3 separate regions of the Homo sapiens genome follow, and all the other regions are linked to region 2. Evidence: chromatin contacts called from ENCODE Hi-C data. All regions are on one chromosome and are shown on one strand. The core of a region is the stretch at or near the end of the contact, and the rest is flanking DNA. Distances in the headings are between cores, read along the strand shown.

Region 1 (3,154 bases), core at 297-2,796, 2.6 Mb before region 2:
TGTTGGCCAGGCTGGTCTCGAACTCCTGACCTCAGGTGATCCACCCGCCTTGGCCTCCCAAAGTGCTGGGATTACAGACGTGAGCCACCGCGCCCAGCCCAGTGTTACAGAATATAAAATAAATGACAATGTGTGTCAAGTGTTTAACACGAAACACAGTTAAGACTAAAGAAGTAGAAGACTATTTTATTTTTCTAAGCTGGGGCTCACTGCAACTTCCAACTTCTGGGCTCAAGCAATCGTCTCGCCTCACTTCCAGCATAGCTGTGACTACAGAGGTATCAATGCGCCTGGCTGATTTTTAAATTTCTTTTTGTAGAACGGGGTCTTGCTATGTTGCCCAGGCTGATCTTGAACTCCCGGCCTCAAGTGATCCTTCCATCTCGGCCTCCCAAAGTGCTGAGATTACAGACTAAGCAACCGCATTGGCCAGAAGACTATCTTATTTTGTCTCATTACACTCTCTTATCCCAGGAATTTCACTGACAATTTAGGTATCAATTTTGACCTCACATGGATTAATCAGGTATCTCTTGTTTTGAGCATCCAGCACTTACTATTCTCCAAACCCGACTGATCATTTTATCCTCCTACACACACACACACACACGTTACCATGTTTCTAAAGAGGCATGGGTTAGAAATCATCGTAAATTGCTACAATAAACCAAATGAGATATTGTTATCACTTACTGGAAAAAAGTATTGTGGGTACATGTCCTACTGACCAAATTCTGACAGGAAAAGCAGCAAACCATCATTCAGAATTTCAAATGGTAAATATACAGAGCCTCTCTTATGCCCCAGCTGGACTGGGGAGTAGGGAGAACCTAATTTTCTCAGTCTCAAGCACCTTAGTGTCCTACACCCCCATTCGAGGCAGAAACTCAGGATCCTGCAAATTCATTCATATTAGTCTCCCACTTCAGATATCAGAGAAAATAATTAACTGGGATGGGTGGGGCTGGGAGGATCAAAACAAATTTCTGTTTGGGAAGTTCTACCTCTCCCCGCTCAGTATGCCCCTCAAAATTCCCCACTCTCCCCTTCCTCTTATGTAGGGGTGTCACTCACATCCGCCATGATGAACCCCCTTCTCTCGCAGGATCAATCTCCACGCCTGGAAGAGAAACTCCCGGTGACTCTTCCCTCTTTGGCTTCCTCGTCCTCCCCACCCACAACTTAATACGCGAGATCAGCCCTGGTCAGAACCAGGTAAAACCCCCGCGGTTCTAGGGCTTGGCCCAGCGAGCCCAGTGGGAGTCGGAGTGCCCCAGCACCCCCACAGGTACTCAGCTGGCACACCTTACCTCAGCCCACCCCATCCCTGCCCCTCCACCCCAAAGAGCTAGGCCCAAAGAAAAGAAGAGAGGGTCCTCTCCTTCTGTTTAATCTCACCACCCGCGCCACCTGCGGGACTAGGCCTCAAAACCAGGCAAAGTAGCGCCAGTTACCTGGGGTTTCTGGGCTGCCTGGTTCTCTCCGCTGTCACTTCAGGGACAGCTTTAAAGACAGGTTCCTCCTCAAGCCACCGTCACATGATTCATGACCTCGTCTGCGCTCCAGGAAGCACTTTCTAAGCCGCCGTCGCCCTACGATACGGGATTTCCGGAGGGGCCCGGCGGAAGCTGCGAGGGCGCGTCCGGCGGCCGCGCCCCTCCCCTCCCCCCCGCCCCGCACGCGCCCCGCCCCTCCCCCGCCCACCGCGGGCCGCGTCTTGCGCCTGCGCCTTGTGTCACGGGCCGAAGGAAGTCAGCTGTGGGGTAGATTTGTACGAGATCGCTGGACCCTAAGGAACCCAGAAAATGCAAGCAAGGTTATGTGTTACAAGACATTCTTGTGCAGAGAGGGTGTATAAATGTCATTAGTTTTGCAGGGTCTGTTATCTTAAAACCTTTTCTTGTAGATGAAGAAATTTGAGGGGATGGTGTGATGAGCTGAAGAGCAAGCACCAGATTGCCTGTGATTGGAAGTACCAGGTCCACAGGTTTCTGACCTGTTTCCTAGGCTCTTGTGACTTCCCCATGGGTGCTCTTTACTGAAGGCCTTACCTAGATTGAATGGGGAGGAGCCATGGGTTTTCTGGAGCACTTCAAGCGTCTACTTTTAACATGCAGACACTGATTACGGGCACCTTCTATGTTCCCTTTTACATCAGAATTTTTAAAAATTAGTAAGGTCTCATGTAATAAATAATAATTGAAAAAAATAAAAGGCTTTCCGGGTGCGGTGGCTGACGCCTGTAGTCGCAGCACTTTGGGAGTCCGAGGCGGGACGATCCTTTGAGCCCAGGAGTTCCACAGCAGCCTGGCAAGATAGGACCCCATCTCTACAAATAATAATAATAATTAAGAATTATCCGAACGTGGCGTGCACCAGGTACTCGGGAGGCTGAGGCAGGAGGATCCCTTGAGCCCAGGGTTTGAGGCTGCATCGAGTGGTGATCGCCCCACTGAACTCCAGCTTGTGTGACAGAGCGAGACCCTCAAAAGAAAAGCTTCTTTAGAAATCGCATCCTCTTTCAGCTACCACACTGTTTTTCCTCTACTCCCTTTCATAGCCAAATTTTCAGAAAACTTTAGCCTGGTTTTCAATTGCTGCTTCCATATGTCACAAATCTAATCAGAGTTCTGTTGATTCTACCTCCTATCTTTGAAAACTATTCACCTATCTATATTCCTACCCTACTCCAAGCCATGATCATCTCTCTTTTGACAACAACCTCCTATTCTTCTTACATTCTCTTTTGCCCTCCAGTCTCCACACAGCAACAAAAATGATGTTCTAAAGACCCAAATCACATCATTTAACTCCTTCCTTGAAAATCAAGTTTATTGACTTAGGATAAAGTTCAATATCAGCATCATGGTTTATATATCATTCTTATGGGGATCTGGCCCCTATCTTAATTCTCTCACCTACCCTGGATTCCTTATGCTATGATCATACAAGTTTGTTTTCACTTCCATAAAGATTTTTATCACTTTACCAACTTAGCACGTTCTGCCTGAGATATTTCTCTAGCATACCTTAATCCTACTAATCTCATCTTTTGCATTTTGGCTTAAACTCACTCTCAGAGAAGCCTTCCCTGACCCTCACTGAATAGTTTAGGTCTTCTAGATAAATGCTTTCATTGTACCCTGTAATTTTC
Region 2 (3,307 bases), core at 65-2,564:
AAATTCCAGCTGCTCAGCCTCCCGGAGCTAAATGAGATCACTTAAAGGTCGACTGTTGGGGCCTCCAAGGTCGCCTCGGAGACTCACCTCATAGGCAATCAAATGGATCGCTGGGTTTTTGTGTGTGTGGGTTTTTTTTGTTTATTTTTTTTTTCCAGAAAAACACTCCACCAAGAAGGTTTTTATAACCTACTGGAGGAGGAGGATGGAGAGTGGGCACGAAAGGACTAGGATGAACATGCCATAAGCAATCTAAATGCCACTGCAATATTGCCTGGTGAGGACCTGATTACTGATGTTTTAAAGCTAAGCTTTCAGTTGTCACTCCACCCAGTAGTGAAACAATGAGCTCTAAAATATATATTTCGGCTCAAGCTTTCTTATGTGGGGAGGTAATCCACCCGAAGGTATCCCCAGCCTGTACCTAATACAGTGCCCAGCACTAAAGCAGCTCAGATGCCAGTGAATGGTGGCCACTGGGAGGCCTGTCAGTGGGTGCCAGTAGCGGTCTCTTCAGAGAAAAAGAAAACTCCCCTCTGCCAGATCAGTATTTTATGAGCTGTGAACCAAAACCATTGCTACCACCATCACTATAATTCTATCCACAGTAATTATCATAAAGGCCTAACAATGCCTTGTAGATGAACATTCTGAGTAACTGCTCTATAACCAGGAGATTTAAGACCGCACCAAAAACCAGTAGAGGGTTATACTTTACTGGGCACAAGTCGTTTATGATAACGAAATTGTAGTTTAATCTGTGAAGAGATGTGAATGTAACTGAGACACGCTTAAATGGAATATACAGATGAGCTTTATTTTTATATCTGGCATGCTTGGATCCATGCCGACCCTCCAGCTGCTCGGGCCTGCCCTTAGGGGCTATGGACCGCATGACTCTATCAGCGGCACTGCCACCGCCGCCGCCTCCGTGCTGCCTGCGTTCCCCGACCATTGATTGGGCCCGGCAGGCGCTTCCTGGGGGCTTCCCTACCGGCTCCAGCCCTTGGGATTCGGGAGCGCCCTGCTAGGAAGCCAGAGCCCCGCAGGGGCCGCGGCGTCCAGGCCGCCTAACGCGCGCCCCTCGCCCGGCGCCCCGAAGCGGCCCCGAGGGGCGGGAGCCGAGGCGAGCGGCAAGGCCGGGCCGGGGGCGCACAGCGCCCCTAGAAGTGCGGGCTTCCCCCACCCCCGGCAGCGACCCTACCTCCCGCCCCCGCTGCGTGCGCGCGTGTGTCCGTCTGTCTGTATGCTCTCTCGACGTCAGTGGGAATTTCCAGCCAGGAAGTGAGAGAGTGAGCGAGACAGAAAGAGAGAGAAGTGCACCAGCGAGCCGGGGCAGGAAGAGGAGGTTTCGCCACCGGAGCGGCCCGGCGACGCGCTGACAGCTTCCCCTGCCCTTCCCGTCGGTCGGGCCGCCAGCCGCCGCAGCCCTCGGCCTGCACGCAGCCACCGGCCCCGCTCCCGGAGCCCAGCGCCGCCGAGGCCGCAGCCGCCCGGCCAGTAAGGCGGCGCCGCCGCCCGGCCACCGCGCGCCCTGCGCTTCCCTCCGCCCGCGCTGCGGCCATGGCGCGGCGCTGACTGGCCTGGCCCGGCCCCGCCGCGCTCCCGCTCGCCCCGACCCGCACTCGGGCCCGCCCGGGCTCCGGCCTGCCGCCGCCTCTTCCTTCTCCAGCCGGCAGGCCCGCGCCGCTTAGGAGGGAGAGCCCACCCGCGCCAGGAGGCCGAACGCGGACTCGCCACCCGGGTAAGCCAAACTCGGGCGAGTGGGGGCCCGGCAGGGGACGCGTGGCCCAAGTCCTGCCGCCCAGCCCTCCGCACCCCCTCCAGCCCCACTCGGACTTCCTCATTCCTGCGCTAACCGCTGGGCTAGACCGTGGGAGGAGGTTGACAGTAGCTGAGAGGCACATGGGATTAGCGACAGCGGGGAAAGACACATCCGGACCTCGCAGGGGCTAGTCGGCCGAAGGGCCGCGGCCGCCCGGCGGTCATTTCTCTTCACGTCCCTCCGCGGGGCGGGAACGCGAACCGGAGGGGAACTCTTACAAACTTTTAAAATCCCCAACCCCAGCCCCACCTGGGGGATGGTGAGAAGGTTGGAGTGCGCTGCGGCGCGGAGGAGAGAGGGAAGGTGGTTGGTGCAGTGCAGAACCAGATTTCACCTAAGGGCGTTCCATGAAATGAAAGCAGAAGTGCTTGTCAGTCCTCTTGGCTGGGAAAGCCCTCCCCAGCTCCCCAGAATTGAATAGGAGAGTCTATTCATCCCTCTCCTACTTCTAAAAGAAACCTGGCTCGCTCTCTGTCTCTCTCTCTCTCCCCCCTCCCCCCCTCCGTGCGCGCGCGCGCGCGCACACACACACACACACACACACACACACACACACACGATATAGTCACCTGCTATAGGACTTGATTCTGATCCTCCGGGGCCTGGCATTTGAGAGAGAAAATAAATTACCTACCTGGATACTTAGAGCACTTTTTAGACTTGATTATGTAAAACTCTTGGACAGTGCCACCATGCATTATGCATGACCGCTGAAACAAAAATAATGTAAAAACAAGGCCTATCCTAAATGCAAGTTTTTCTATGGTCCTTAAAAACAGACACCAGGGAATGTTTGCCCTGACTTGCTGGTTTATCCTGAAACTCAAATGGGACTTAATGATACAGGATTTAATTATCAAGATTGACATGTTCATGGACTTTGTTAAGTAGAGGTTTTCAGCATTACAGTTTATGAAATAACCATATTTAACTCAAAGATTTTTTTATAAAGCTCATAATCTGAAAAAATGCTTATGGTATTACTAAAACATTTAATAGCTCTGGCATCAAAATATTCTACATACTGGTGATCTTTTAGTAAATAGTAAAGGTTAGGGTCAAGATATTCAATAATTTTTTTCTAGCAGAATCCCACAACTGAATATTGTCAAGCAGTTTAAACTGCATTCGTGTTTGTTAAAACTTTAAAAGGGAAACTTAAAACTAAAGTATGTTGTTTTTCTGATTTTAATATTGTGCTTTCTAGAGATGAATCCTTTTACTGTTTGAGGCACTATAGGAATTATGTATTTAAATGTATGTATTTAAATTTGAAGCAATGTACTTTTTTGAGTTTATAAACTTGGGAAGACAGGAAATAAAAAGATTTGTTTCCTGTAGAATTTTACATTCATGATTTAATTGAATTGCTAAAATGGAAAGAACATGTACGATTAATGGAGACTTGGAATCTGAGATTATTCATCCATATTGATACACCTGCAATTCCTAAATGCCCTCCCCTGCTTGTTTAGATAAAAT
Region 3 (3,238 bases), core at 586-3,085, 2.9 Mb before region 2:
TGTGTGTGTGTGTGTGTGTGTGTGAAATTTTACTCCTGCATAAAATTTTAAAAATTTGTGGGGTTCATTCGCAGACATAGGTTATTAAGTGGGCTTACAAACTATCTCACTTTGTAAGGCAAGGACACATCCTACATCAATGAGCACCAAAAGAAAAAAAAAAGTTTTTTAAAACTGCATTAAGTTATGGATTGGGATAAAATAAATAATCGTCGTTAATTTATGACAGTCTCCTTTTCAGAAAAATCTCAACGAATGTGGGAATAATGCAGATTGGAATTAATGACTTGACAGCGATAGCAAAGGAATGCCTTTTTTTTTTTTTTTTTTTTTTTTTTTTGAGAGGGAGTCTTGCTAGGTCGCCCAGGCTGGAGTGCAGTGGCGCAATCTCGGCTCACTGCAACCTCTGCCTCCCGGGTTCAAGCGATTCTCCTGCCTCAGCCTCCCGAGTAGCTGGGACTACAGGTGCGCGCTACCACGCCCAGCTAATTTTTGTTATTTTTAGTAGAGACGGGGTTTCACCACGTTGGCCTGGATGGTCTCCATCTCTTGACCTCGTGATCCACCCGCCTCGGCTTCCCAAAGTGCTGGGATTACAGGCATGAGCCACTGCGCCCGGCCTTTCTTGTTTGTTTGAGACGGAGTTTCGCTCTTGTTGCCCAGGCTGGAGTGCAATGGCGCAATCTCGGCTGATTGCAACCTCCGCCTTCTGGGTTCAAGTAGTTCTCCTGCCTCAGCCCCCCCAGTAGCTGGGATTACTGGCATGCGCCACCACGCCCGGCTAATTTTGTATTTTCAGTAGAGACGGGGTTTCACCATGTTGGTCAGGCTGGTCCCGAACTCCTGACCTCAGGTGATCCACCCGCCTTGCCCTCCCGAAGTGCGGGGATTACAGACGTGAGTCACCGCGCCCGGCCAGGAATGCCCTTTTAAAAGACATGCGGACTAAACGTGGAGGAGCGAAAAGCCCTTTGTTCACTTCAGTTGTCAAGCCTTTTGGGCAGAGGGTTGGGAATGGAAGGGGCAGATGAAATTCTTTCAGAAAGTGACAAGTAATGTGTTGCCATCCTCTTCATATCTGTAGAAAAATTCCCAAATTTAAAGTATTTCAGTGAAATCAAGTAACACTTCGATCTTTATAAAACTGTCCTCAGCTCACAGCACCTGCAGCAACTTCCCCTCGGGCTCTCTACATTTCAGAGAGTTCAGCGACGTCAGCCCTTTGCAGGAAAAATGAGGTAAGGCAGCTTTAAAGAGGTAAAGCCCACGGTCTCTAGCCACGAAGTGGCAGGGCCATAACACGCTTTCCGGCCCTTTAGAGTACAGATTTCCCACTGATTCTTTGCAAACTCACTTTTCACATACTACGGGCCGATGGCAACCCCAAAACACACGCCGACGGAAAGCGCCCCACCACGGGGCGGAGCCTCGCCCACTATCCCTTCTAGGCTCCCAGCCAGCAAACGCATTTCAGAGACGGGATTAAGCTGTCTCTGGCGAACCAGGGAGCAGCTGGGTAGGCCGCGGGGGGCGCCTGTCATCGACGTCATTTCCTTCAGCAAGAGCGCCGCAGGAAACCACTTCCACACCACTGCTCCCCTCTCCCCCGGAAGCCCTTGTTGCTAGTAGGGGGCTGCATGGCACGCGCCCCTTTGCGTCCAGAGAATACCATAGTGCGGGGGAGCGCCAACCAGTGCCAGGACACTTACCGAGCTGAAGAGTTGACAGGGAAGTGAAATCTCAGAAAGAAAGCCTTTCTGGGTTGGCCTGGTTACGGCTCACGCTTCCTTCCACAGAAACTTCAATTCCCAGAGGCAGGGGCGGTAGTTACGCAGTGGAGGCTACGGCGGTTGCGTCTTACGTCATCGAACTGCGGCCATTTCGAACCCGCAATGGAAGAAAGGGGAGGGGTTTATGCGGGGCGGGGTCTGGAGTTAGTGTTTTGGGAGTGGGAGGTAGTTACAGTGATGTCTGTTTTTTCCCGTTCAAGAATTAAGTGTGTACCTGCAGACGTGTATTCATTCATATATTCTTGTGAGTATTGGATGAAGGAATTAAGATAGTCCCACTGTTAAAAATGCAAAACAACGAAGAAAGGCTCCTAATTTTTCTGTGTTGAAAATGAGAGAAAAACATCTCTTGCCTATATTATTTTTAATTTATACAGAAAATTACCATATCACATGATTTTACATAACTCAAGTGGAAAATTAAATTCAAAAAGTGAGTCAGATTCACAATAAAATGCATTTAAATTTAGAATCTGTAAGGCTTTTTTATGGCTGAAGTAAAACAGCCATAGCTTTACTCTTTATTCATTCCTTGAGCTATTTTTCCTATGCTGTTTTGCAAAACATCAGATGACATTTCATTGTTTATAATACTTGACCTTATATAATCTTTTGCTATATATAGATCATGTCAACTGAGAGAGAAATGAAATACAACCCCGTAGATTGTCATTTTCTATTTAGTTTTTTTCTCCTCTACTTCTAATAGGTGATTATTGCAGAATTTGAAGGTAAGAATGAGGTTTGCATCTTGAATAGAAGACTGGCTTCTCATATAGAAAGAATTTTGAAGTAAATTATCCTTGAAGATATTTGAACATGTTTAAAGGCTTCAGTGAATAGAAAATTAAATCCAGAATTTGAGATTCTCTAAAAGAGCCGAAATTTCTTTGACTTTAGTTACAAAACTAAAGTCACTCTTGCCATAAGCCCTTAAATTTTACTTGAAACACTGTATCAGCTATAACACTGTTGTGAGTCCCTCTTCTGTTTCTTCCTCATCTCAAACCTAAAAGATCTTTGTTAACTGAGCACTGGCAAAAAAGTCTGGATCCACTTCTGATCTGTTAGTAGGGCATCTTTTTTCAGCTGCCTCCATATGAGGGCAAAGAGTAGCTGAGGGAGGATTAGTAATTGGATATGTAGCCCTTCACATGTAGGTCATTAAATTCAGGCTGGCAAAGTGATGTGCCAAATCTTTCCACAGCTGTTCAGTTGCTCCTATGGGATCTGTTTTATAAATAATTATACAGTTTTTTCAGAGTTAATACCTGGCCTCCTTAGATATTTTAAACAAAGTTTTAAAGCAAAAAAAACCACTTCATATTCTAATAATGAAGTCAATAAATTTTCTTTTGACATAGACATTTAACTTTGTAGTCATTTGGTGCAAAATTTAAAATGATTCTATTATTAATCCAAAGTAAGCACCAAAAGAGCACCAGCAA

The links. A loop is a pair of places that touch in the nucleus more often than their neighbours do. Pooled maps may share reads with other maps.
Region 1: a pooled map shows a loop between it and region 2 (8-fold over the local background). The contact joins the promoter of LAMTOR3 here to the promoter of NFKB1 in region 2. A Hi-C loop is called at or near these places in 7 of 50 pooled maps.
Region 3: a map of psoas muscle shows a loop between it and region 2 (6-fold over the local background). The contact joins the promoter of TRMT10A here to the promoter of NFKB1 in region 2. A Hi-C loop is called at or near these places in 3 of 168 maps with a recorded cell type or tissue (naive thymus-derived CD4-positive, alpha-beta T cell, psoas muscle and vagina) and 13 of 50 pooled maps.

The regions. Positions count from the first base shown.
Region 1 is chr4:99,892,881-99,896,034 of GRCh38, forward strand. LAMTOR3 (late endosomal/lysosomal adaptor, MAPK and MTOR activator 3) reads right to left here and starts at 1,547. Exons shown (of 7, transcript NM_021970.4): 1 at 1,455-1,547; 2 at 1,075-1,120. The coding sequence starts at 1,083. RefSeq lists a silencer at 1,646-1,735.
Region 2 is chr4:102,500,045-102,503,351 of GRCh38, forward strand. NFKB1 (nuclear factor kappa B subunit 1) reads left to right here and starts at 1,315. Exons shown (of 24, transcript NM_003998.4): 1 at 1,315-1,744. NFKB1-AS1 (NFKB1 antisense RNA 1) reads right to left here and starts at 2,442. Exons shown (of 5, transcript NR_136202.1): 1 at 2,395-2,442. RefSeq lists silencers at 995-1,254, 1,265-1,834 and an enhancer at 1,945-1,994.
Region 3 is chr4:99,562,204-99,565,441 of GRCh38, forward strand. TRMT10A (tRNA methyltransferase 10A) reads right to left here and starts at 1,836. Exons shown (of 8, transcript NM_001134665.3): 1 at 1,710-1,836. It also overlaps a transcript of MTTP not described here. RefSeq lists enhancers at 940-2,139, 1,375-1,504, 1,855-1,914.